Regions from separate parts of the Mus musculus genome. Here region 2 is linked to region 1. The links are chromatin loops, found by intact Hi-C in ENCODE. Cell type or tissue: left cerebral cortex. All regions are shown on one strand. Each heading gives the region's core, and the rest is flanking DNA. Links, peaks and the distances in the headings are about the cores only.

Region 1 (12,592 bases), core at 2,880-10,879:
TTCTACACCCCCTATCGCATTCCCCCTTGTTTTTGGTTTTGGTTTTGGTGCCTTTAAAGAACTGAAACTGAATCTAGAAATGGCATCTGGGTAAGGAAGCCAAGATCCACTCTCAAGACAAGGCCTGGACCCTCCAAAGAGGAGGAATGACTGACTTGCATTTGTAGTTGGTTTAAGTTAAGTTGTTACAATGCCTTTTTCTGACTGTGATTCATGCTTTAATGACTTCTGTTTCTCAGATGTGCCATTAGCAATATGAAAGGTAGTTTCAGCATTTACTTAACATCAAAGGAATGTGCCACGGCACTGCTTAAAACATGACTTAGAGTAGTTATTTTGGTGATATAGGTTTAAAATGTACAAACTTACTGATGTTGTTGGAAACCTGATTCAGTTTATCTTGGGACCTGCTGATCAGGACAATCTTCATTCCACGTTTTGCTAACTGCAAACAATGAGAGACCTGAATTACACCTCTGAAGTTTATTCTAAAACATAAATTAGATGAACTCCCATTTTAAGAAAAACCTCACTAGGTGATAAATCATACACACACACACACACACACACACACACATACACACACACACACACAAGATCTAAAATGAACAGTTTTCAAGAGATTGCCCAGAACCTTAAGTGTCTAACCAAGCATTTAAATCTCAAACCACTTTGGAAGGATGGTGGCTTCTACTTTTTATATTAGGCCTATCTACATGGTATAGACTTTTTTATATTGTTATACATCTAAGAATTCTGTCATTTCAAGTTTAGGATTTAAAAAGTTGTCATAGGCTAGATACACAGAACAAATATCAGTGGGCCAAAAAAAGAAAACTACAGTTAAAACATTAGCAATTCCTACATCACTCTTAAAAATTTGCATTTGGGACTTGTGGTTAATCTTCACTGTTGACTGGAAAACACACTTGCGAGTGTGTCTATGAGAATGACTCTAGGAAAGTTTAACTAAGGAGAGAAGACCCACACTAAACATGAGCTTCATCCCATGGGCTCCTGGGATCACTGTTAAAAAGCTGAGCACAAGACTGGAAGTCAAACTAAGCCGGCCTTAGGTTGCTTCTGCCACAGTAGTAAATAACACGGGCATTAAAATTAAAGGGCAACCAAAATAAAGTACATTAACCATTGTTAATGAAAAAATTAATGAAGAATTTCTTGAAGCAAATCTACATACATATACACACAATACTATGTAATGTTGCAGAGTGACAAACATTCACAGCAACGTGTTCTTGTCATAGACACACAAATAAAGAGGTAGAGAAAAACATTAATAGGCTTAACACTTTGTACTGAACGAACAGACAATTTACAAATGAGCAACACCCTGGATGATGTGAAGTATAAGTGATTCAGTAAACTAATTCCCAGTTATAAATCCTAAAGTCAGCTTTTATTAAGTAACAAGTAATATTGCAAATGAGGCTGTGGAAGATCATTTTTTATAAAAATAACAAGGCCTGGTAATTTGCTAAATTAATCTGCTATAAAAACACTAAAGAATCCATTAGCCTATATTGATACTTTAAGAAAAAAAGAGAAACACATTAACAAAGGAGGAAGGCCAGGAAAAGCTCTTATTTATAGAAAACACCAACCAAGCATGGTAGTTCAAGACTATAATTCTAGAGGGAAGACTGCCATGAGCTTGAGGTGAGCCTGAGCTACATACATAATGTGTTAGATATAGTCTAGCTTAGGCTACAGAGGAAGAGATAAATTAGAAAAACACTACTTAAATTATGGTACAGTAATTCAGGCAAAATCGTCAATGGGTATAAAAAAAATTAGACTAAAAATTAGCTAGAAAATAGGGTATATATAGTCCCCCAAATATGTCATATACCCCTATTACTTTTATAATGAAGAGTTTTGTTAAACAACATATTAATAAATTGTTTGCCTTTACATCATCAGTAATGGAGCACATGGTGACTACTGCCTCTTGATAGGATGAGGTCAAGAGGATTAATATCACTTTTATTACCATTTCTGTTAAAAATGTTTACGCTGAATCTAATCTTGAGACAAATTCAATTTTGTCTGCAAAACAACTGACTTGCATTTCTCAAAGTGCCACTTTTGTAAGGAGCTGAAAGAGTATATGCCACTAGTAAGGCTCCTTCCTCCCTAGCACAGGGACTGAGGTCAGCAGGACGGCTCAGTGAGTAAAGGGACTTTCGCTAGCAAGACTTGAATTTGATCCCCAGGACCCACATGTTGTAATGAGAGAATTGACTCTCCCCACAAGCTGTCCTCTGATCTTCACATGCATGTTATGGTATGCATGCATCTACAAACACACATACACAAATAAATAAATGTGGACTAGAGAGATGGCTTAGCAGTTAAGAGCCTCTGTTCTTGCAGAGGACCCAAATCCAGTTCCCAGCAACCAAGTCAGGCTACTCACAACTCCCTGTAACTCCAGCTCCAAGGGATTCAATACCCTCTTCTGGTCTCCTGTGTGGTGCAAACACACACACACACGCACACGCACACGCACACACACACACATACTCTCTCTCTCTCTCTCTCTCTCTCTCTCTCTCTCTCTCAAAGTCTTTAAAAACATATATATACATAGGAGGCAAAGGATCTCTGTTGAGTTTAAAGCCAGCCTGGTCCGCCTATAGTTCTAGGCTAGCCAGGGCTACATAGTGAGACCCTGTCTAAAGTAAATAAATAAAACAAAATAAATGTAATAAAATTTCAATCAAAACTATTGAAACAGATTATTCTATTTTTCTTATTTTTAAAACAAGTTCTGAAAATCACCTACCTCTTCTGCATATGCTTTTCCAATTCCATCAGTGCCACCTGTAACAACTGAGATACAAGAAAAATAGTTTAGTTTGAGAACTACACGTCCAGCTAGAGCCCACCAATGACACCCAAGAACACCAGTACAATATTTGATATGAAAGAGCAATATCCAGGGCTGGGTGTGCAGCTTAGTGATAGGACACTGAACTTTCCATGCATGAGGCCCCAGACTCAACTCCCAGCGAAATAAATACATACATAAATAAGCAACACCAGTATTCTAGTTTAGAACTACCTATCTAACACAACAACTCAAATTGAAAAGAATGAAATACCAAGCGTTGGCGAAGATATAAGGAAACGGAAGCTCACAAGAGCTTCATACCATGCCAGTAGTATCAGACTGACACAATCATTTTGGAAAAACTATTTGTCAATATATTTAGAGATGTTTGTCTTACAAGCCAGCGATCTTCAAGAGAAGAGTGCCTAAGTAAGATCTACCAAAAAGATGTCAGTGGTAGCTTTGTGTTTTTGCTATATGCTAGTAAAGCCTAAATATTAATCTATAGAAGAATAAGTAAACTAATGTATAGACATACAACGTATAATTAACAGTATTTAAATGAACTGTGATATATATATAATACTAAATGTGACATTACGGTAAGTGAAAAAAAGATATTTGTTTCTTAGTGCCACTCAAAGAAATGTACATTTATGAGATACCTGTTCAGCCACCATCTTTCCAGAGTTTTAAAAACTTTTTAGAAAAGTAAAAAATAAAATAAAATAAAAAATAAGGGGAACAAATCTTTATGTACCTATCTATGGTGAAGCAATGATCAACTTCAGATTAATCTTACTCCATCTATACAACCACACCCTCTCATCTCAGATTTTAGATTTTATTTTTAAAAATGTATTTGTATGTCTATGTGTTGGAGTGAGGTTTTTGTATACTGTTTGAAGATGTGTCTTTGTCCTTCCTTGTCTGCCTAAGGCACCTTCTGATTGGTTAAAATAGTCTATACACTATAGCGAAAGGCAAAACAGTAAGGTGGGATTTCTGGACATAAAGAGGAACTCTGGGAAAGAGTGAGATACCAAAGATTTGCCACTGAGACAGACACTGAGGAAGTCAGATGAATGAAACTGAGGGGAGGTCACTAGCCACATGGCAGAACTTAGACTAGTATAAATGGGACACAGCCTCCCAGAGCATGCATGGCTTTCCCAACTAGGACTTCCATTCAAGTTCAGGTTTTACTATAAATACACAGGAGGGAACCCAATCTTTAACTCTCCTCCCCAAACTAGAGATTGGCAGGTTGGGCCATTACCACTAGGCTCAGATCTTCAACCTCTAATGACAGAGTCTTTCTGGCATGAACAGTAGTTCATTAGCCTCAACTGCCAAAGACTCACCTGGAGTAACAAAAGGACTTAGGAGTAGGCTCACATATGGCCTTTCCTCCATCTCCTCATCCTCCCACCCTCTTTCTCCCTCCCTCTCCTTCTCTACCACCCCCCTCCCTGGAAACAAAACCAGACAAAGTCTTTGTTGCACAATTATTATAGTTAAATATCCATATAAAACCAAACTCTAGACTGTAATTACATTTTACTTCCCAGTCAACTTTCTATCTTTTCTGAATACAAATTTGTCCCTTCCCCTTTGTATGGCTTTTTAAATCCTCTTAGATTCCTAGAAGTCCCTCACTTTTACTGTTGCCTGCTTCTTTACAACAGGGTCTCATGTAACCGCAACTGGCCTCCCGCCATATGGGAGGACCTTCTTTCTCATCCTTGAATCTATACATACATTATAGATAAATACATTCCTGTTTTAACAACATCTTGATACAATTCTCCACACAATGGACTCCATTTCAGCTCTTAGGAATGGCTTCCCAGAGCATTTGCGCTCTCCTTTCTACCTGCACTCTATAAATGACTTACTTGGGACACCATCTTGAACTTTTCCTGCCTGCCTCCCTCCTGTGCTGAAGCTCAGGTTTTTAGACCAGGCTTTCCTGTCTCAGTCTGATAGTAGACTTGACAGTAACTTCCCAAGGAAAAAACACATGGAGTCACTTTGATAAACATTTTAAAGATTTTTAAAATAAATTTTTCTATTTTTCAGATAGCTTTAGATGCACATTTTTAAAAAGTGAACTAGTACAAAGATTTAGAGCCTCTATGCTTAGTCTCAGTTCTCCTGTTAACACCCTACATGATTATGTTACACTTGCCACAACCCATAAACCAACAACATGGCACCTACACTCCATACTTTAGTCAAACTTTCTTGCTTGTCACAGAATGTCTGTTTTCTGTCTTAGTATACCATCCAGAATAAGATTACAGTTCCTTAGCATCTTCCTTATGTTACGATGAAAATCAATGGTTTTACTTATCTTTCATTAATTAAAAAAAAATTGTGTGTGTGTGTGTGTGTGTGTGTGTGTGTGTGTGTGTGTGTGAGACAAAGAAACTGGAAGTGGTGAGCCTCTTTTATGCACCTCAGCTCTGCAATAATTAGTGTTATACGATGGTCAGACAATTGGGGGGGTTCAGTTTTTCAGGACATAAACTCAATAGTATACTTTTCATAATATACAACACAAACAAGTAATTCTTAGTCAATCAAAGAAAAAAATCATCTGATGAATGTAGGGGAAAATGAATACATGATTTGAAGAAGGGTGACAATGTCCTGTTTCGCTTTAAAGCTACAACCTCATAATGAGTGAGTTTTAAGTTGTATTTTTATATAAATAACACTGTGGTTCTTACTAAGAAGATTTGATATACTCACTGTCAGGACAGTTAAACTCCACTGTGAAATTTAGGAAGCTAACCAAATCATCACTTTAAATCAAGAGTCGGCTGGCAGCAGCTTCTACAGAATTAGAGAAAGGTTTTTCTTTTTAATTCTTTTTACTGTTAAATTTTTCAGTCATGTGCAGGCATTGCCTTTCCAAAAAGCAAGGCTCTTTACTAATACGCATATAAAGTTAGCAAAGCTACCATTCATCTCTCCCAGGATCTCCTAAAACAACTTCTAGTGCATCTGCATCTCGTTTTTTTCTTATTCCTCCCTTAGTCACTCTCCTGGGCTCAAGTGATCATTCCACAGTACAAATCCAAATGTCACTTTCCTGCCTAAAACCTGTCAGTCATGTCTGTCTGTCCCCACAGTCAAACTGGCAAGCCAGCGACTTCAAAAGGAGATGATTAGTAACGTTTTAAGGATGAATGAGTGAATGAATGAATGAATGAATGAATGAGTGAACTCCCCTTACCCTTATCCTTTACAAAGTCCTTGACATGTTTCCCTTAACCTCACACCAATCATGCTGGAATGTGTCCACTTCCTGCAAGGTAACACTCTCTTCACAAACACGATCCTCTTTATTCTCAATCTATATTATGCTATGGTTTAAATTTGATCTTTGTAAAATTGAGGTGTTGAAATTGAATGTCCAATATGATAGTAGGCCAACATGGGGCCTTTAAGAAGTGTTTATGTCATGAGGACAATACCTTTTTGCATGGAATTCATCAGGGCTTCACAGAAGCCTGCAGCCATAATTAAGCCTCTCTGCCCTGTGCCCTTGCCATGCAAAGAACTGTATTCCTGAGGTACAGCAAGTCATTGGACTGGAGAACACTTTCATAGTACAAGCAAGCTTGTTGGCACCTTGATCTTGGACTTTCCAGCATGAAGCACCATGAGGACTTAGGTTTCTGGCTTTCTAAATTTCTGCAGCTACTCTGGCAGATCAAATGGACTGAGCCATTCACAGCAAGAGTTCTGCTTCCATCTTGGAGGTTTTCACTTGAACATCCTTGCCCCTTCCTTAACAACCAGACTATCAAGATCTCACAATTCTCTATAATTCTCCTTATGACATTAGTAACTTAGGGTTCCACAGGACTGGGTCTGTCTGGGTCTCCAGAATTTAACTGATAGGACAGTCACTGGTTTAAAAAAGAAAAGCAAAAGATAATTTAGGCTGGAAAGACAGCTCAATGGTTAAGAGCACTTGTGACTCTTACAGACAATCTGAGTTTGGTCCCAGAACCAACATGATGATTTATAAACCATGTACAATTCCAGTTCCAGGGAACCCAATTCCCTTTTCTGACCTCAATGGACAGGCATACACATATATACATATATATACACACACATATACACATACATGTGTATGTATATATATGTGTGTGTATATATATATATGTATATAATACACACATACATGCAAGCAAAACACAGACATAAAATTATCTTAACAAGATGATTCTTGAGGCTTTGCTGAAGAATAGAAGGATACATGAATGAATGAATGAAAAAGATTCTGAATGGAAAGCTGGCTTCTTGCAACAAGACTCACTGTTTCATTCACTCCTTATTTGGAAATAACACACTGCACCTCCTCTCAACATCACACAAGAATCTACCATCTAAAATGAGATTTTTTTAAAAAATGTAATTTCAAGACGCTTAACTTGTTTATAATGAACTTGTTAGATATATACTTTCAAAGGAGTCTATGGATTTCCTTGAAAGGAGCTGGTCTGCAGTGACCCATCCCAAACAGAATTAGAAAGGAAAAGTACCCATTTTAGATTAGTAAAGGATTCCAAGTTCACTATTCTCATCCCTAAGATTTGCTTCTTGGGTTAACAGTGGGTATCCTCGGATCCCATTTTGCTATGGAATAAGGGGATACATTTAGACAACTTTCCACGTGATACACAAAAAAGCTCCCTTGTGTGTTGGGGAAATACAAAGGATGGCCATGAGTAGACCGAGGTGAGAAAGAAGAGGAGATGGGGAAAGGGGACTTTTAAAAGGCTCATGTCTGCACAGATAAATATAACAGCAAGACCCACATTTGCAAGCGTCTGAGAAGATGAGAACTGACAACTATAGAGAATATCCCAACTTGGCATCCAGAAGTGTTTCGCTTGTTACAGATTACATAAAATACTGGCAACTGACCAGTTCTTCTTCCAGATTTTATACAGTCAACAAAAAGTACTTTAGCTTGTATAGGTTAAAAATATTCTACTCTTTTTGTCCTCAACTTGCTAGGAACAGATATTTTTAGTAAGAGCCCAATCAACCTTATCAAAATCAAACATCAAAAATAGACTAGAGAAACACTGGAAGCAAGCGTGCTATTTTTAGCTCTCCATCTTTTCCCTGTCTCTGCCCACTAAACTCTGACTGCAGAGCCCATGCCTAAGAGCTTACTTATTTCCAAGCAGCTTCCTTTTGTGACTCCCCACTCCCCTGCAACACCTAAATGAAGAAAACACTCGACTGATTAAAGATTAATACTGCCACAAACCATGACAGCTGCCTTTCCCAAGTGCTTGGGGTGGTGGGAGGGATAGAAAATGACAGAAGGCTTGCTTGCATCAGTATTCCTCCTGGGGATCTATTGCATGGGAAGAAAATTGCTATTTCAATTCCCTTTTGTTGCTAAAAATAGCAGTCTCCATTGATTCAGGCAAACAGTCTACAGGCTGAGCAGAGCTGAATTTAGAAAGCACTGAAGTCCCTCAGAGCAAATGCTAACGTAGTCTAACATATGCCAGCTCGTATTTAACAAAGAACAAAGAAGAGAAGCATGCAGGGTGCAAGTTCATAAAACACCAGTAACTTCCTGCATTTTTATTAAAAAGAGAATAGTGAAAGTGATATAAAATAAGAACAGGCAGTAGGAACTTTTTATCCCTAGTCATAATTTAGTTAAAAATTATTATTTTTAGGAAAAAGTAAATTTAGGACTAAACCAAGACACATGGACATTTTCCATAACTCCAGTTTGGGGTCATATCCATTTCTTTCCTAACTATAGAATATAGATATCCACTTTACTACAGTCCTAAAGCAATATATTCTTCCTTGTCTCTCAAGCAGTTCTTACAGTTCCCCCAAGCATCCGTCTCCCACTCTAGTTTTCACTACCTCTGTCTGAGCCAACAAGATACTGAGCCATTTATAGTGTGCCATTTTAAAACACAGACCAAACTCAAACAAGCAAACAGAAAATACCCAAGCACCTCGCACTACTGCACCCATCGGTTCAGAACAGAGACAAGAACTGAAAAGTGGAATCCTCTAACAGAGGTGAATCGCCGGCCAGCTTCAAGATTGCTGCCTGATTGTCACTTTGCGTGGTTAACTGAAGTCCTTTCCAAGCAATGATTCATTCCAGTTAATGGCATGTCTTCTTTAAAAATGCAAACACTATGTAAGAATTAAAAGGCTATCAATCCTCATGGAGCCATGTGATTTCATAAAGCCAAATTGTTCATAGCTCTCCTTACCCAAAACATGAGGGCAGAGCAGAGGAGGCTGCAGAGAGCAGGGGTCTTAATAGTTATCACCTTTGAGTCACAGGACACCATATTAAGACACCATATGCAAAAGGCTTAGGCTTCTGTTATTTTAATACATACTCAGAAAATAAATCACTAAGCTCATGAACAATAATGCCAGGTTCAAAACCCCAAATTCTGTTGGTTTTTTGATTTGTAAAGTTAACATTGTCTATCACACAGAATCCTGCTAAAGATTCAACAACTATTGAGTAACCACCATACTATACTAGGAAAATATTAAAGAGAGCAATATATATCATGTGTTTGCCATAGTACCTAGACGCAGTAAATGAAATGAAATGAGGAATATTAAAAGAGGAGAAAAGATAAAAAGGAAAATTACTATTAATACTCCTTTTCTCAAGGAAATCGCTATTAATCTTGCTTCACGGTCCCATAAGTTAGCAGTAAACCAGTCACTGCATCACTCACTCGACACTACTCCATACTGTGAAGTCTGTACTTGGACTGCTCTCACAGCTAGAATAGGCCTTTTACATAAGCTGGAGTTTCCTAAGTGTCTAACATGTGTCAATCAGTAGCAAACACTTTACAAATGCCATCTTAACAAGTTGTTTCAGCAGCCCACAGGATGTAATTGCGAACTGCCCAGACAACACCATGAAAAGCAAAAAAAGAAAGGAGGGAAGGGGGTTGTGATAATATCTAATTTTATTGATGAACTATCTCAGAAGTTAAACAACTTGCCAAAAGCCATACTGTACCAAATCTCATCACTAGAACATGAATCTCCTATACTAGGAAATTTGCCTTATGAACCTGCACAGATGGATTTAGCAACTATACTTACATGAATGCTCCAATGTCTTTCTCATTAATCTAATGATGCTAAATCCCACTTTATGTTTTTCTAGTCCTAAACCAGCTTCCCTCCGGCCAAACTGCTCCCTGTTTCCCAAATGGAACACAACAGGGAGTCAGCTCCATGTGTGCCTGCTATTCCTCAAACTGACAGACACATTCTTCTTTATTCTCCATCCATACCAACCACTTTTAATAACTTGAACTTCTAAGCTTTATGGACCACAACAATCATCAGATGTGGTTTCTAGAATTCCAATCCCTAATTAACTTCCTAATAGGAGAGACTAAATAATGTGTTCTCATTCAAAATAGACACACACAAGTTCTCTAACTTGCTAGTCTGGTTCTTTACACTAATCATTAATTACATCATAAAATGTGCTGGAGCTGGGATGACAGCTCATTTGGTAAAATGGTGGTCAAAAGTTCCGAGTTTTCACCTCAGCTGGGTGTGCTATTGTAATCTTAGTGCTAGGGAGGCAAAGACAGGAAGACCCCCAGAACCAGAGTCTCCCACTGAATCTTAATGATTACATACTGCCACTCACATAGTTACTTTGTGGACCAAAGTCAGAAGTTCATAGTTTCTAGCAAGAAAGATTCCAGGGTTTTGTTCCAGACTGAAATACCATTTCACCAGCTGTCTCTCTTTCTTGTCCTTACAGACAAATAACTCTGGTCTAAGTTACTTCCCTAACCTAAGTCTATAAGAGGAGAACAGTGATAGTGTTGGGCAAAAAGTATCAGCAGAATTAGAGGACCATGAAGTGTAGTTCTCTCTCATAGTCCACAACTTGCCAAACTCAGACCTAGAATGTCAGGACTCTTTATGAATGACCAAAAGGATGAAATGGGACCTGAGTCCTTTCTGTGGCCTGGGAGGAGATGTGACATGCTGAGCTGCTTGGAAGATCATTAATTGGCAACTATCCAAACCTTACAAGATTACTACCTGGCATAAAGCTCTCTGATAAAGGACAAAGATATACCACTGCCCCTTCCATGGGCCTGTCAATCACCGAACGGGGGGTGGGGGGGGAGGACCTCAAGAAAGCTGTCCAGGGAACTAGAGAGAGAGAACACAGCAGTACACAACACTTGCTACTCTTTTTCAGGACCTGAGTTCAGTTCCCAATACCTACATCAGGCAGCTTACAACTACCTGTAACTCCAGCTCAAGGGGAAATGCTCTCTTCTGCAGTCAGCTATTTGTTGTACACAGCTTTAGAAACAGTATAGACTACCTATAATATATAGTATGTATAATGGTCTCTGTGACCACCGTCTACGCTCACCTTTAGTGTTCTGCACAAGTTCTATAATGACTGTCCACTCTCACCCTGAGTGTTCTGCCGTCCCGTGAGTCCTGTAGTCACTGTCCACTCTCATCTTGAGTATTCTGATCTGCAGTGGCCCATGAGGCCACCCCCATCCCCTCTCACCCTGTTCTGCTCTACAGTAGTCCTATGGTCACCGCCACAGGACAGTGTGATTTTTTTATCATCTTTATACATTTAGAACTGCATACTATACATTACTATCAATATTTATTACAATATCTGTTGTCGTAAAGAAACAAAATTTTTAATAATCAAATTTTATCAAGAATTGTAGATATGTGGCTCGTGACTGCTTAACAACTCATTAAAAGTCGTTTGAGATGGTAACGCCATTCTTTTTTTATAACTTTCTTTGTTAGTCTTGTGCCACCTAACCCACACTCTAAAACCATGCTATTTGGTCACAGTCTAACTTAAATAGGTCCTCCTGTACAAAGCTTTCTACAAGTACACCTTCTAACACAGCAATACATTTTTGTTTGTTTCTTTGTTTTGTTTTTTCGAGACAGTTTCTCTGTATAGCCCTGGATGTCCTGGAACTCACTTTGTAGACCAGGCTGGCCTCGAACTCAGAAATCGGCCTGTCTCTGCCTCCCAAATGCTGGGATTAAAGGCGTGGGCCACCACCGCCCGGCTCACAGCAATATTTTTATGTTTTTTTTTAATCTCTCTAACTAGATCATAAATTTCATGAAAGAGGCAGAGTTGTGCTTTTACTCACAGATGAATCCTCTGTGCTTTGAATAGTAACTGCCAAGCACATTATCAATGAATATTGAATAACCAACATTCACCAGGCCTACCCTGGTTTCTCTGATGATGCATAAATTCTTATCTGTTTAAGCCACCAGTCAGCTGTCCCAACTTAGAACTGGGAAATTCCTGAGTGCTGAAGCATTACAGAAGACTCAGGACACCTACTATCCCCCCCAGTGTTGCCACTGTCCCGAAATGTAATGTGCTCACTGTTCCAGGTACTAAAAGTGGTCATGGCCCGGTGGAGGCAGGGGTGGTGTTTTCTGTTTGTTTAGAGGTGTACAGATTTGATTTTGAGTCAGAGTCTCAGTACATATCTCAGGTTGGTCTTGAACTCATGATCCTCCCACCTCTGGGATTGCAGTTGTGCAACCTGGCTAACATTAGGTATTTTCTGCACATTGCTAAATAAGCAACACTCTTTCTTTTTTACAATAACTTTAAAATTATCTATCAGTTTTATCGATGAAAATTTA
Region 2 (12,592 bases), core at 2,281-10,280, 67 kb before region 1:
CAAAACATAAAATTTAAGACTGTCAAAGTGCTATGTAAAATGAGAACACTTTTAACCGTATCTAACTGGCAACAGATAAAACGCCCCACCTACCAATCTGTCCCACTGTTGAGAACACACATATGTGTCTATCAAAGACCTTTCCATGACCCCTCCTGTAATAGCATTCAGACCTATCTTCTCTAAGGAAAAAATACTCTATTTTGTCTGTATCCCAAATTGAACACTAGCATGCCCTGCAATAATCCCTATAATATATCTCCTTAAGTGGAAATAGGGTGAACATTTGGACCTGGGGCCACAAAGGATTCATCTTTACAATCAACTACTTTGTCTAGCTGTAATCCTCCATCTAAGCAGAATTAGTGACGTCAAACAGTTTCCATGGCACAGCCAGGCTCATGACAACTCTGTTATATCAAGCAGAAGGGCAAAATAGGCTATGCTTAATTGCACACAGAGACAAACATAAGCCAAGCTGGTTAACCTCTCATTTTCTGGAGGCTTGAGAACAATGGGAGCATATTAAGAATTTCTGCTGAAGTTCTGTTATTGAAGACCCATGTTGCTCAGAATTCAGCACATTTCCTAGTTTGTTGCGACAACATCAGATCAACAAACAAAGCAACATTTTCTGTATTTGTAGCTGATCTCACTGCTTACTTGCTAGCCATCACGGGATGGTGACTTGGAGGGACAGATTACTGAGGATCTACCAGAACTAAAATGCTGCAGAAACAAAGCAGAATGATGAGCTCCACTTCAGGACACGCCTCTTCACCTCCAGTCACATCCTTTATTTGTCCTCCCAGAAGCCAATCCATAGGCTGGTTCAGCCCTGTGAAAGCCAGCAGCTTTCATTTACAGATTCCTTACAGCTATGCTCTCTAGGACTCCCTTAGATTTGGACAACTCCCCATGAGACTCCCTTTAATTGTCACTTGGATTTTTTAAAATTGCCAAGTTTTTGCTCTGCAAATGCCTCACTATTCTGCAGGGCTCTTGTAGCATCCCTGTCCTCACCTCTATAAAAATACTGTTGCCTTGGGGGAATAATAGTGTCTTTTGAAAGAAGTCACTGATTCTGGCCTGACTCAGGAAACCTTAGCATCGCCCCACCCTGCATGCAGCAGAGGAGAGAAGAGAGAGGAGCCAGAAGTCAGTCAGTGCAGAGTGCTAACCAGACAGGGCTGTGACATACAGACTCCATCCCAGCTCTTTACATTCCCACTACACAGGAGAGACGACTGAAGTGCACTCTTGCAGGGTCATTAGAGAGTTTTCTAGGCTTAGATGGAAAACGGAAATTGGTGTAGACAGTTCTCTAATTGACTCCTAAGAACACAGAGAAACTATCAAAACAGTGTTCAATGTCAGAGAAGGAATCATGGAATACAGGGTCAGGCATACAATTAGAACCAGCAATCAAATTCTCACACTATACAAATATTGCTTTGTTGAATAAAGTTTGCAAACATTTAGCACAAGAAAGAATTACCTGCCCTACAACGCCATAACATGTCATAATTCCACCTTAAGCAGTACAATATGAAAGAGGCTATTTTTAGCCTTTCCATGGTTGTTATGGCAACCACCTCCTGGCTCCAGCTGTACACAATGTTTATAATTCCAGAGAAGTAGAGAGCAAGTTTCCCGATAATGTAATTATGCATTTTCTATATGTACGGTGATAATACCTTAGTCTGATTATTGGTATTTGTTTAGTGATAGTCAGTTGGCTATAGTTCTAGAATGTTTGGAAAAATCTCATACATCAATGACAGAACCACTGAAAGGGAGGAGGGAGAAGAAACCAGTAACAAAGGCTCTTTCTAAAGGACACTGCTGTTACTCAATGAGAATACCAATCCTATGGAAACAACCACAGAAATAGGTCACCGTGGGGAGGTGTCGAGAGTGGCTAGAGTGAAGCCACTTACAGGTGTAAGGGAGACCACTTCTGGACATCTGTTCACCTGGAGCTTTTCCTTCCTTCTGGCAAACAACTAACACTGCTGCTCTCCTTTGCAGTAAGTTGCAGCTTATTACAGGTGGAGTTCTGGACAGCAGAATGTGATATACACTCCTTCCAGAGCTGACCCATGAAGCCTCCCCTAACATTATTCTGATTCTCTTCCTTTACCTGTTAGCTGGGTGAAAAACTCTTTCTTAAGATAAGACCTTAAAGATTTATGCCAGAGCCCATAGATGGAGGGAGCCTGAGATTCCTCAAGGACAAGGTGGAGAAAAAAGGGGAAAATAAATCTTTAACCTGATAAGCCATGTAGGTAGGGATTAATCTATTAGTGTAGTTAGCACACCTTGACGAATATACCTAATAACTCCTAAAGCTCCATTGGACATAGATGCCCGTTCTAATACAAAGTACTGATTAATAAACTCTACATACATGTCTAACTAGTCCTTAGTAAGCCTCCGCCCAACCCCCATTTTTCTATGACTCTAGCTTTCCACAGCTTCTGATGGCTTTCTACCAGGTCATTTCTCAACCCAACTTAATTTCTTGAACCACAAGGACTGAACTCATGTGGATTCTCCAAGCTGGGTTCTGCTGGATAAGCATGAATTCCCCTTCACACTATTCCTTCATACCCAGTGTCAGCTCTGACCGGGTGCTGCTGCTGGGTCTAGCGATGGCCATAGGTCTCTAGCTCTACCTCTGCACCATGCACTTCACAGCATCTCATCTCACTAAGCTAAAGGGGTGGGGTGGGGTGGGGTGGGGTGGGGTGGGGTGGGGGGATGGGGCTACTTTCAACTAACCCAGTGCACTGGGCCAAGCATTCTATGAATCCAATACTTTTTGCTCCTGGAAATGAGTTCATCGCCATCATTTCCTTTTACATAGTTTTCACCAACAAACTTAAAAAAAAATTCTTTCATAATACTTCTATGGCTTACAATTTTGATGGCCTTGTTTTGTTTAATTGGTGAAGATGGAATACATGGCTTGCTAGGCAAATGATGTAATACTGAACACCTACCCCAAGTCCAAAGATTTCTTTATAACACCATTTGCAGATGTCAAAACTCAGATTAAGACAGTGACCCAAATATCATCCTTATTGGACTCTACTCTGTCCTGGTTCTAGAGTTCTGGCATGACCACTGGCTTGCCCACTGCCAATTTCATGTCCTATCATCGGCGCATACCCTGCCCCAGTCAATACTCCACTTGAAGGCTTTAAAGGGAAACTTTACTAAAATAAGGCAACTAGAATATACAAATCAATACATGTAAAATACAACTACAACTAATTTTGCTGAAAAAGTTTCCCAATTATTGTACATGATCAAAAAAATGGACTTCTGAGCCCCATTCCCTCACAGCCACATGCTAGAATGAAGCAGAACATATAGGTGGAGTCAGTAGCATAAACTGCATTCCTCCCGGTCTGTTAACAGAAGTGGATATTTGATTCCTCCTCTATCAAAGCTTTGATGGAGCTTGAAATTAAAGTAACAAATTGGTCCAACATTCAAACCCAACTCTCTTTGGCAGGTTTTCTTTGAAGGCCTAAGCAATATCTAGATTCTTCTGAGAAGGAGACTGAGAAGTTTAGTTATATTTTACACTCAGTGCTGTCTCACATGTAGAAACGCAACCACAAATTTCTCAATAAAATGAAGACATTTGGGGTATTCTACTGCACCCAATTCCAACTGGCCCTTTCCTCCTAGAGTTAGTTTGACAGTTGGTCACTTCACATCATGATTAGCCTCTCATGTATCCATTCCCCCAGCAAGAATGAGAACACCAGAGGAAGGTATATAGTTTCAGGACATTCTACCGAATTAGGCTCTAAGTAGCTATAGCTTTAAGGAGGCATTCCTAGGAATATCCCAGGAACTCTATCCACCCCCTCAGAATAGCAGGCAATTGAGTTAGTGATGGTGACTCAGGCTGGCTTTTTAATCCTGATCTAAAGGAACCACCACAACCCTAGAGAGGGAAATAAAAAAGTCTAGTGGAAAAGGCCTCCGCCACCAATGACTCATGCTCCACTGTGTGACTCGCCTGGTGCTAAGACAGAGAGTTAGGCTCATTAGTCACTTTAATGAAATTCTCAAAGAAAGGATTCTCCCTATAAATAATAATGAGCTCTGCAAGCACGGTGTTTGTGTGTGAGCGTGTGACTCACCTTTCTACCATGCCAGGCAGCACCAAGCGTGTCACCTGCAAAAGAGAAAACAAAACATTAGTGATGGCTGAGGACACAAGCCACAAAAGAGTGAAAGACACCCACACATGCCAAAGAAAAGGAACTCACGAAGCCAGCCACCATTCTATAGAGAGAGGCTTATCTTATACCGTGTTAGGAGTTCATTAAGAGAATGCTGTGGCAAAGTGAACGTGGCTAAGATTAGCCTTGCCTGAAAAGTAAGGCTGGCATGGGCGCCTTCAAATAACTAGGGCTCTATGGGAAGTGGGCATCTCTTCAGTCCTTCCCAGAAAAGTCGGAACGTTATCACCCGTAACAGCATCCTGCCTACCAAGCTGATGTAAGTGATCTCATCTTAAGGACTCAAGTCATCTTTTCTGAAGGCTTCGGGGGAAGAGGATGCCAGCAGGTGAGATGTGAGTAAATGCCAAGTGCATTCATTTCTTCTGAGGTCCACAGTTATGAGCAAAACACACCGAAACCATCTGTGGCCTCTAGTGACCGACCATGAAAGGTGATGTGTGGAATTTAGCAACTTCATAATCACCGGCCAAAGACACGATGTCAACACAGGCGGCCACGAAACTCTTGGGAGATACTATTCTTCAAGACAAGTTAGAAGTGCAATCTTTGTCAAGAAGACCTCAGTTAAACAAGTCTTGGTTCAGCTTGTTTCGGCTCTCTAAACAACACAAGAAGTTGAAATGCTTGCTAAGTATAGACATTCTAAGCCTTTTATTTTGAATACTATCAACCACCAATTAAAATGATAGCATTTTGATAAAAGATTGTTTTTGATGGAAATATTCAGAAGCAAAAGATCATGAAGACTTTCTGCAGCAAAGTGTGCGATGTGGATGTCTGAGTCCAAGGTGGTGCATGCACTTGTCAGTGTAAGTTGTCACCGTATCAGTAAAACAGTGTGGGCTGACACATCTCCAATTTCAAAGTAAAAGAATATCCTCAGAGTTTCGGGGAAGTACTTCAGTAGAAGTAAAGATTCGACCAAATCTTCTGGCCCAGATAAAAAGGAGAAACTGTAAGAGCAAGCATAGGGTGAAGCTTCCCGCATCGCATCCCTCCTCTTTACACACATCTGTATTTTTACATAACTCATCCTCATAGGGTGACGAAGCAGGCAGCCAGCTGTCCTCCAGCATTTGCTCTTTCCTTGCAGATGAAGGTCTAGAGCACACAACCTTTTTCCCATTCTTGGTACCTCCCATAAAAAAAAAATGTATTACAATTTCTCTGACAACTGCACATGGCCTACAACTATCTAGTTTATAAGAAGTAGGACATACAATGTCTTGGTTGTGGACTCGAGAAGAGGAAAACAGCTTATGTTTTCCCTCTTCTTTGTAGGCAGAATGTAGTAGAGAGAAGGAGCCTTTGTTTGACCCCAAGGGGAACGTGATATACTGTAGGGTGGCAGGAGGGATAAGGGGAGGATACTTACTGATAAAGGAGTCACTGTGTAGTACCCTCAGCCCTGCTCCCCTCAGCACCCTGACTAACTGACCCATTTTGACTTTAACTTGTGATTGTATCTCTGTTATAGGATATAATCAATATTCTTTTTGTTTGTTTTGCAGTGTTGGGCATGAACCTTGAGGGTTTTTGCCCATATTAAGCAGGTATAGGCCACTGCCCAACCTTTTAACCAAAAATTCTAACTAGTAAGATTAACCATTTATGCTGATAAAGACTGACCCATGTTCACTCTTCTCCCCAAAAAGAGAATTCCACAAGCAATAGGTTAAATATTTTACAGTTCTGGGCTTCAAATTCAATGTGATGAAACCAAGTCAAAGTAAAGGTAATGTCACAGTCTATCTTTCCAACAGTTACCTCTCTCTCCTCTTCAAGTTAATACTAATTTCAACTTTGCTAATTTATTTCCCAAGCTTTGTCTTTCCAGAGGCAAACAGCAGCTGTTTAATTCATACCCAGTGATGTAAGGCCACTGTGGGACGCACTCACCACAGTTCTAGTTTCAGGCCTTCCTATGGCAGTGGGACTCTGAGCTAGGTTCTTTTTTTCTGAAGTCAGTATGTTAAATGAAGATCTACATTATATGTTATTACTTTCTTAACTTGGAATGAAGGTAGGTAGGTGTGTGTGTGTGTGTGTGTGTGTGTGTGTGTGTGTGTGTGTGTCATCCCACACATGGGACATCAGAGACTTCTGAAGGGACACTCGTGTTCCCACTATCCTTTTAGGATGTAGCACAACCGAGTCTTCAATGCTTCCCTTAAGCAGGGTATGTCCCACAATTTTGAGCCAAGAACAGCAATAAATTTTGAGGTCATCCATTTTAACTAACCATACATAAGTTTTTGGATAATTCTTTCATTATTTTAAAATGTTTCATTTGTGATCTTCTTGGGGTACTGTAAAAGCTCTTAAGATTAGGCTGTAATGATGATTAAAACTCTTTATATTTACCCCCAAACAAGCAAAGAAACAAAACCTGAACACTCAAAGCAGGAGAGTTTTACAAATTCATAATGCTTTAAGAGACCTCTCTATATAATATGTGGCTAGTTCAAGGAACTGAAATCATAGTTTACAAAACTCAGGAGGTAAAAAGGCATAAAAATAATTTCTGCATATCAACTGAGAACTGGAAGCAACAGCTTTGAGTAAGGAGCTATCCTTCTGTTTTATCTGCAGCCACTAGGTTGGGAGGGAAGAACTCAGGACCCATAATGAGATGCTTCTATGAGCAGACAGGGGGCACTAGTGCTTAGGGAAAGGAGCACTTAGAGCTAGAAGCCAGGCAGAGCTTCACAGACTGTTTTGGTTAAGTTATAAAAGCATAAACAGGAGATCACTTGACAGTAAATAAATGCCAGAAGGAACAAATGCAAAAAAGCAAACCATGAAGGAATAAATATTTTCTATTGAATTACTAGACTTCTTTGTTTGATGTATTAAAAAAATAAAGAGATGTAAGAAAAATATGTACAACTGGTTAGATGCATCATGTAACCTGCATCTGTAGAAGACATCAGGGTCAGACATTCACACAAGTCATTCACACAGGCATACTGTGGAGTATTTCACTGCAAAGGACGAATGCAACCTTAAGAGTATCTGAAAATGGTCTGTATTTATGAGCATTACACTCTGACTAACCAAGGTAACCAGCAAGCAACTGTATCTGAAAGGGGCTCTATTTGCACATTTCACTAGGGGACCGTAATGCTTAGCTAAAATATTAGGAAATTGTCTCCAAACATTTTCATAGAAGTTATTATTACTCAGTTTCCCAAAGCCCCGAGTTCACCAGAAACAGAAGTGAGGAAAATGAAGATGAACTTTAAAAGTGTGCTTTCTCGTGTGTGCATACATGCATGCATGTGTGTGCCCTTACATGTGTATCCATCTGTATTAAGGAAGTAAGACCTGTTAACGAAGAGTAGCTAAGTGGAGCTCAGAAGAGCAGCTGGTTAGCGCTTGTAGTAGCTTTCCTACACAAAGAGGAGAATGAACGAGATTTGTAGGTACCAATTTGACCTGGAGAATTCAAGCAAGTATAACCACAATTTAACTTTTGGCTGAAATACTGGGGAAATATAAACCAGAAGCTTATATTTTCCATTATGCCACACCATGTTTCTGCTCTGGGTGAAAAATTATCCAGAAAATGTTTAGACATCATGAAACTTCACATGATACTTAATTATATTTAAAAATTATATCAGGAACATGTTAAGACTTAAATGCCTTTTTGATTAATTAATATGTACTGACATAACCAAATATATTCTTTCTAAATATAAATTAAAATGAAAGGTTTGAGAAACTCAAGGCAAAAGAATAACAGTGCTTTGGGTAGCTCATTGTTAAAGAGCCAAAAGTACATACTGACTACCTAATGACCAGACAGCACACCAGCAAAGATACAACCTTTACAGGTAAAAGTGATTGATGGTTCTTCTGAAGGCTCACTATTCTCATATTTACTTCTGGATGCAAGGAAGTGGAAGTTCATTTAAAAGAATTAAAAAGTCAGCCAGGAACAACACTGAAAAGCCACAGGAAGTTAAGTTGAACTCTTCATGTTTTTATACAAACAACTAAGGTTTTCATTAATACCTTTCCTGATAATCAAATTCTAAGTCTTAAATCCAACTCCAGGCCATCTGTATTTGGGCATGTGTTACACATCATTTTAAAATATTCAACATATAAGTAGACAGACTTCCCTGTGCTGACATTAAATTCTCTTTAGCATCATACTTACATGGGACATTTAAACTAAGTTGTTAAGTCCCATTTCACTGTGTATTTATTGATTAGGCTCTTGATATCTGGGTATTAATACTCAGATACCAAGTACTGCCATGAACTTTCACTGTGCATCTGCACTGCATCTCACAGCTCACATGGTGTTTCTGGAGCTAATTCATATGCTAATTTTAGGCCATGTGCAGGTGATAATTACTATGCCAGGAAGTTTGTTGTTTCTCTTTACATATTTCCTAAAATGATATTATTACAACTTGTGAGGTTGGTGGTTGAGAATATTAGGTAGGTAGTAGTAATAAACATGAGCTCTACACTTGTTTCCTCTCCCCTGAGACAGACAGCCTCCACAAGTGCGTAGTAAGCAACTTTCACTCCTTTTTGTGGTGGCTTGAAGGAGAATGTCCCCCATAGGCTCCTGCACTGAATACCTGCTTCCCAGGTGGTGCTGCTGTTTGAGGTTTAGGAGGGATGGCCTTGTTGGAGGAAGTATGACACTGTAAGCAGCTTTGAGGGCTTAAATACTCCCGTCATTTCCAGTTTGCTCTGGGTGTGGTACAAGATGTGAACTCTTAGGCTAAGAGTTCACTGCTCCAGTCCTAGGCCTGCAGCTATAAGCCACACTTTCCCACCATAATGGATTCTTAATCCTCTGGAACCATAGGCCCTAATACTATCTTAGTCATGGTGTCTTATCGTAGCAACAGAAAAGTAACTAAGACAGTTTTCCCCCAGGTAGGTCAAAGACACCACAACAGAACTTTTATCATAATGAGACTTTCAAAGTTTGCAGCAAAAAACAAGTTTTTTTTTTTTTTAGTAATGTTTTCATTAATCCACACCACAAAAACGAAGACACTTTAAAGTCTAAAAAGTTAATCTACATTGTTATCTCACATGTAGCTCTAGTAACACTTCATAGGCAAGCTGGCCTACAGTACATAAATGTACACAGACACATGAATGGCTTCATAACAGCTGAAATCAGAATTCCTTGGAGGAAACCACATACCCATTTTCAGGTAGATTTACTGGTACAGATATGTATATTCTAGTTAGAAAAAATATGAAGTTCATTTACCTCATACAAAATCACAATCAGTATTATTAAATCATTAAAAATAGACTTCCTGGCCTAGAAAATACTTGAAAATGTATTAAAATGTAGCCATCTGTTGCCAGGATTACACAGAATTTATTTTCTTCTTAGTGCTCATATAGTTTTCAAATATCTTTGGCAACAATCTTGCAATGCTTTTATAATTAGTAAAGCCCTTACAAACTTATTTCTTTAAAAAACAAAAACAAAAAAACAAAACCAGAAACAGAAACAAAACTGTCAAAGCCTACTCTGGGTATCTCTACTTCTGCAGTGGCAGTCACTGCTGACAGAAGGAACCCAGGTACCTATCTAGGTGTTTCTACTCTTTGGTATGAAAATTGATATAACACACATTACTTTATCACATAACTTCTGGTACTTGGTCATCTGTTCCAACACTGCTATAATGCTCTAAGGCTCTAGTGAAAAGAGCCAGACAAGGCTCTGCATTCCTTTAGTCACAGTACTCAGTTAGGAGTTAGGAGGATTATGAGTTCGATGGTCCACACCAGGTTCCATGCCAGCCCAAACTATATAACAAGGACTTATCTCAAGAAAATGATGAATCAGTCAAACTTAAGATACTTGATTCAATAAGATCTGTGTCACTACTATTTGTGACTAGCGAAGTAAACAGAACAAGCCACCCCAGAATCTAGGCTCAGCTTCCAGAAACCAGGTTTTTCATGAGCAATGTCAGAATATCTCTTATGGCCAATAGGTTCACCTTTGCCCTAATTCAGACCTCAAAGAAACATACTGAAATCAATCAAGTCTAGATTTAGGCAACTGAGAAGTGGAGCCAATATAGTTTAGAAGGAACCAGTTTCTTACAAAATCTGAAACATGAAAATCTGAAACAAGTGTTCAACTGAAATAAAGACATCTTAAAATCAATCATAGTATAGATGTGAAAAGTAACAATAATGTTCTACAATGGCCTCTCCCCCATCTTTTGAGAAACTACTGGAAGCCACACCAGAATGACACAGCACACACTTCCTTTGGCAAACAGTATAATTTGAGCTGCAAGGAGGTGAGGAAGTGAGAACATAGCTTAATTAGAAGTTCTTAGAATCTCACCTGTATAGCTAACAGTATTTATTGCACAAGGGTGGAAAACTTAATTAGACATAGTTTTGAGAGCTCTGAGATCTTACAATGTTATTTGACTTTGCCTTTTCATGGTGCTTAGGTCATTGAGGAAGTTCAAGAGTTCTTTTAGATTGGAATGTTGCCCCAGGCCACAAATAAAGCTTTTCCTTGTCCAATACATTCTACTTTGATCCATATTAAAATAATATAATGAAAAGAAAAAACTTTCTAGAACACAGAAATTAACGATGCCAAACCTAAGCCCCTGATTTATACATTCCAAGCAAAGATTATTAAGAGGAATGAACAGAGTATCATCCGGTGTTTCCATGGTACAATGTTTGAGTATTTCAAGTGCTCCTATTATCTTTTCCCCCTAAAACAAAGTGACAATTCCTTAAAAGTGACAGATGTTGAAAAGAGAAAACAATTCCTAAAGATCAAGTCCCTGTCATGTTTTCACACATATGAAAGACATTTTCCTATAAACTAGGTTCACTATGAGCTAAAAAGAACCCCAAACCCAATCAACAAGGGTGTCTTTATTTTCAGAAGAAGGCGTGGAAGAAGTGCTGGCCCGTGTTTGGAAATAGTTTGCCTCTGCTGGGTCTGAGGCAGCCTGCTATTGCCATCCCTAAGGGCTGAATGTACTGCATACTTGAAAAGCTTTAGTAGCAGGCGACAACATGTACTGGTAGTCCTAGTTTCAAAATGAACTGACTAAATATTAACTTCGAATATTCTCACCCAGAAAAGCAGTAGATGGGCAAATCGGTGTTGAAGGACACATCCTACTTGGGATTTCTTAGTTTCCTGAAGTTAACTTAAATTGTGGAAGCAGAATATGAGGATACCTTTCTAGCAAGTTCCTAAATTAAATACAATTAAACTGAGGAACAAAACTCTCCCCGTAGATTTCCAAGCTAACACAAGGCTCCCCCTGCTGGTACCGTGTCACCTGCCAGAGGCATATCCATGCAAGAAAGAGAAAATGAATGCTTTGGTACTTTCTACCTGTTGACTATTCATCCAAACATTCACACCGTGGGCATGGCACAGCATTAAGCACTTTTGCTAACCACCTACAATGAAGGCACAGTGATACAGAAGGAGAAAACTTGGCTTTTTAAAAGTATGCAATAAGTGCTTTGAGGGTAGCAGGCAGATCAAGCAATATTGTTTTGACAGCACTCATCTAAAAAAGAGAGCCATCTCTCAAGGTTCTATGTGGATTTCAGAGAATACCGAGAATGGGAGATGATCTGAATGCTTGTGCCCCACAAAGCTCATAGGTGGAAACCCCAATAGCACACTAAAGGTGGAGACGTTGGGAGATGATCAATGACCCCACAAGGACAGGGATCTGATAAAGCTGTTCATTCCCCTTCACCATGTGAAGAAACACTGCAGGCACCAGGCACCAGCTATGAGGACAGCCCCCTGGATCCTGAACTCTTCATCCTCCCACACTGAGAGAGATGCTTGTTGGTTCTTTATATCCGACAGTCCGAGGTACTTTTGTCACATTAGCTGCAAATGGACTGAGACACAGGAGGCTGACTTGGTCCAAACCAATCCAATCTTTCAAGCTCACTAAGTTCAAGTAGACCAAAGACTTGGAATCACCTGGTGAGGAACTCACACTCAGATATCTAGAAGCACTGCTCAAACAGCAGAGAGCAGCAGGGGCTAGAGAGCCCAGGCTCACATACTCAGCTGCTTTTCAGTTCCTTAGGTCTGTATCACATGATTTTCAGATTTTTCCCAAGAGAAGCTATAAATCTGAATGTGAAACTTTCATCTTTTAAAAACAGAACTGACCAACACAAGCTGGTAGTCCTTATCCAGCCACAGATCTGTAACTTCTGACCTAAGGAATTCTCCCAATTTACTTCAACTAATCCACATTTACCATTGTAGGGCCACACTTAGAATCACTGTGATTTTAAAGAACGAC

Evidence for each region. Peaks named below come from ENCODE experiments on the same cell type or tissue, not always from the same donor. Only the 100,000 strongest peaks of a DNase experiment are listed, where the experiment ranks them.
Region 2: a loop joins it to region 1, with 2.1 times the contacts of the local background. A loop is called at or near these places in 3 of 42 quality-filtered maps.

What each region holds. Positions count from the first base shown.
Region 1 is chr2:94,114,624-94,127,215 of GRCm38, forward strand. It overlaps Hsd17b12 (hydroxysteroid (17-beta) dehydrogenase 12), which reads right to left. Exons shown (of 11, transcript NM_019657.4): 2 at 2,807-2,853; 3 at 370-445. Among named protein-coding and RNA genes, the nearest start is that of Hsd17b12, 37 kb to the right of the region's middle. In left cerebral cortex, for the core only: no CTCF peak of the experiment used is centred there; DNase peaks (open chromatin) are centred at 7,774, 8,005, 8,250 and 8,851; H3K27ac peaks cover 1,389 bases.
Region 2 is chr2:94,048,091-94,060,682 of GRCm38, forward strand. Hsd17b12 (hydroxysteroid (17-beta) dehydrogenase 12) reads right to left here. Exons shown (of 11, transcript NM_019657.4): 7 at 4,164-4,198. Among named protein-coding and RNA genes, the nearest start is that of Alkbh3, 44 kb to the left of the region's middle. In left cerebral cortex, for the core only: a CTCF peak has its summit at 6,912; DNase peaks (open chromatin) are centred at 3,991 and 6,919.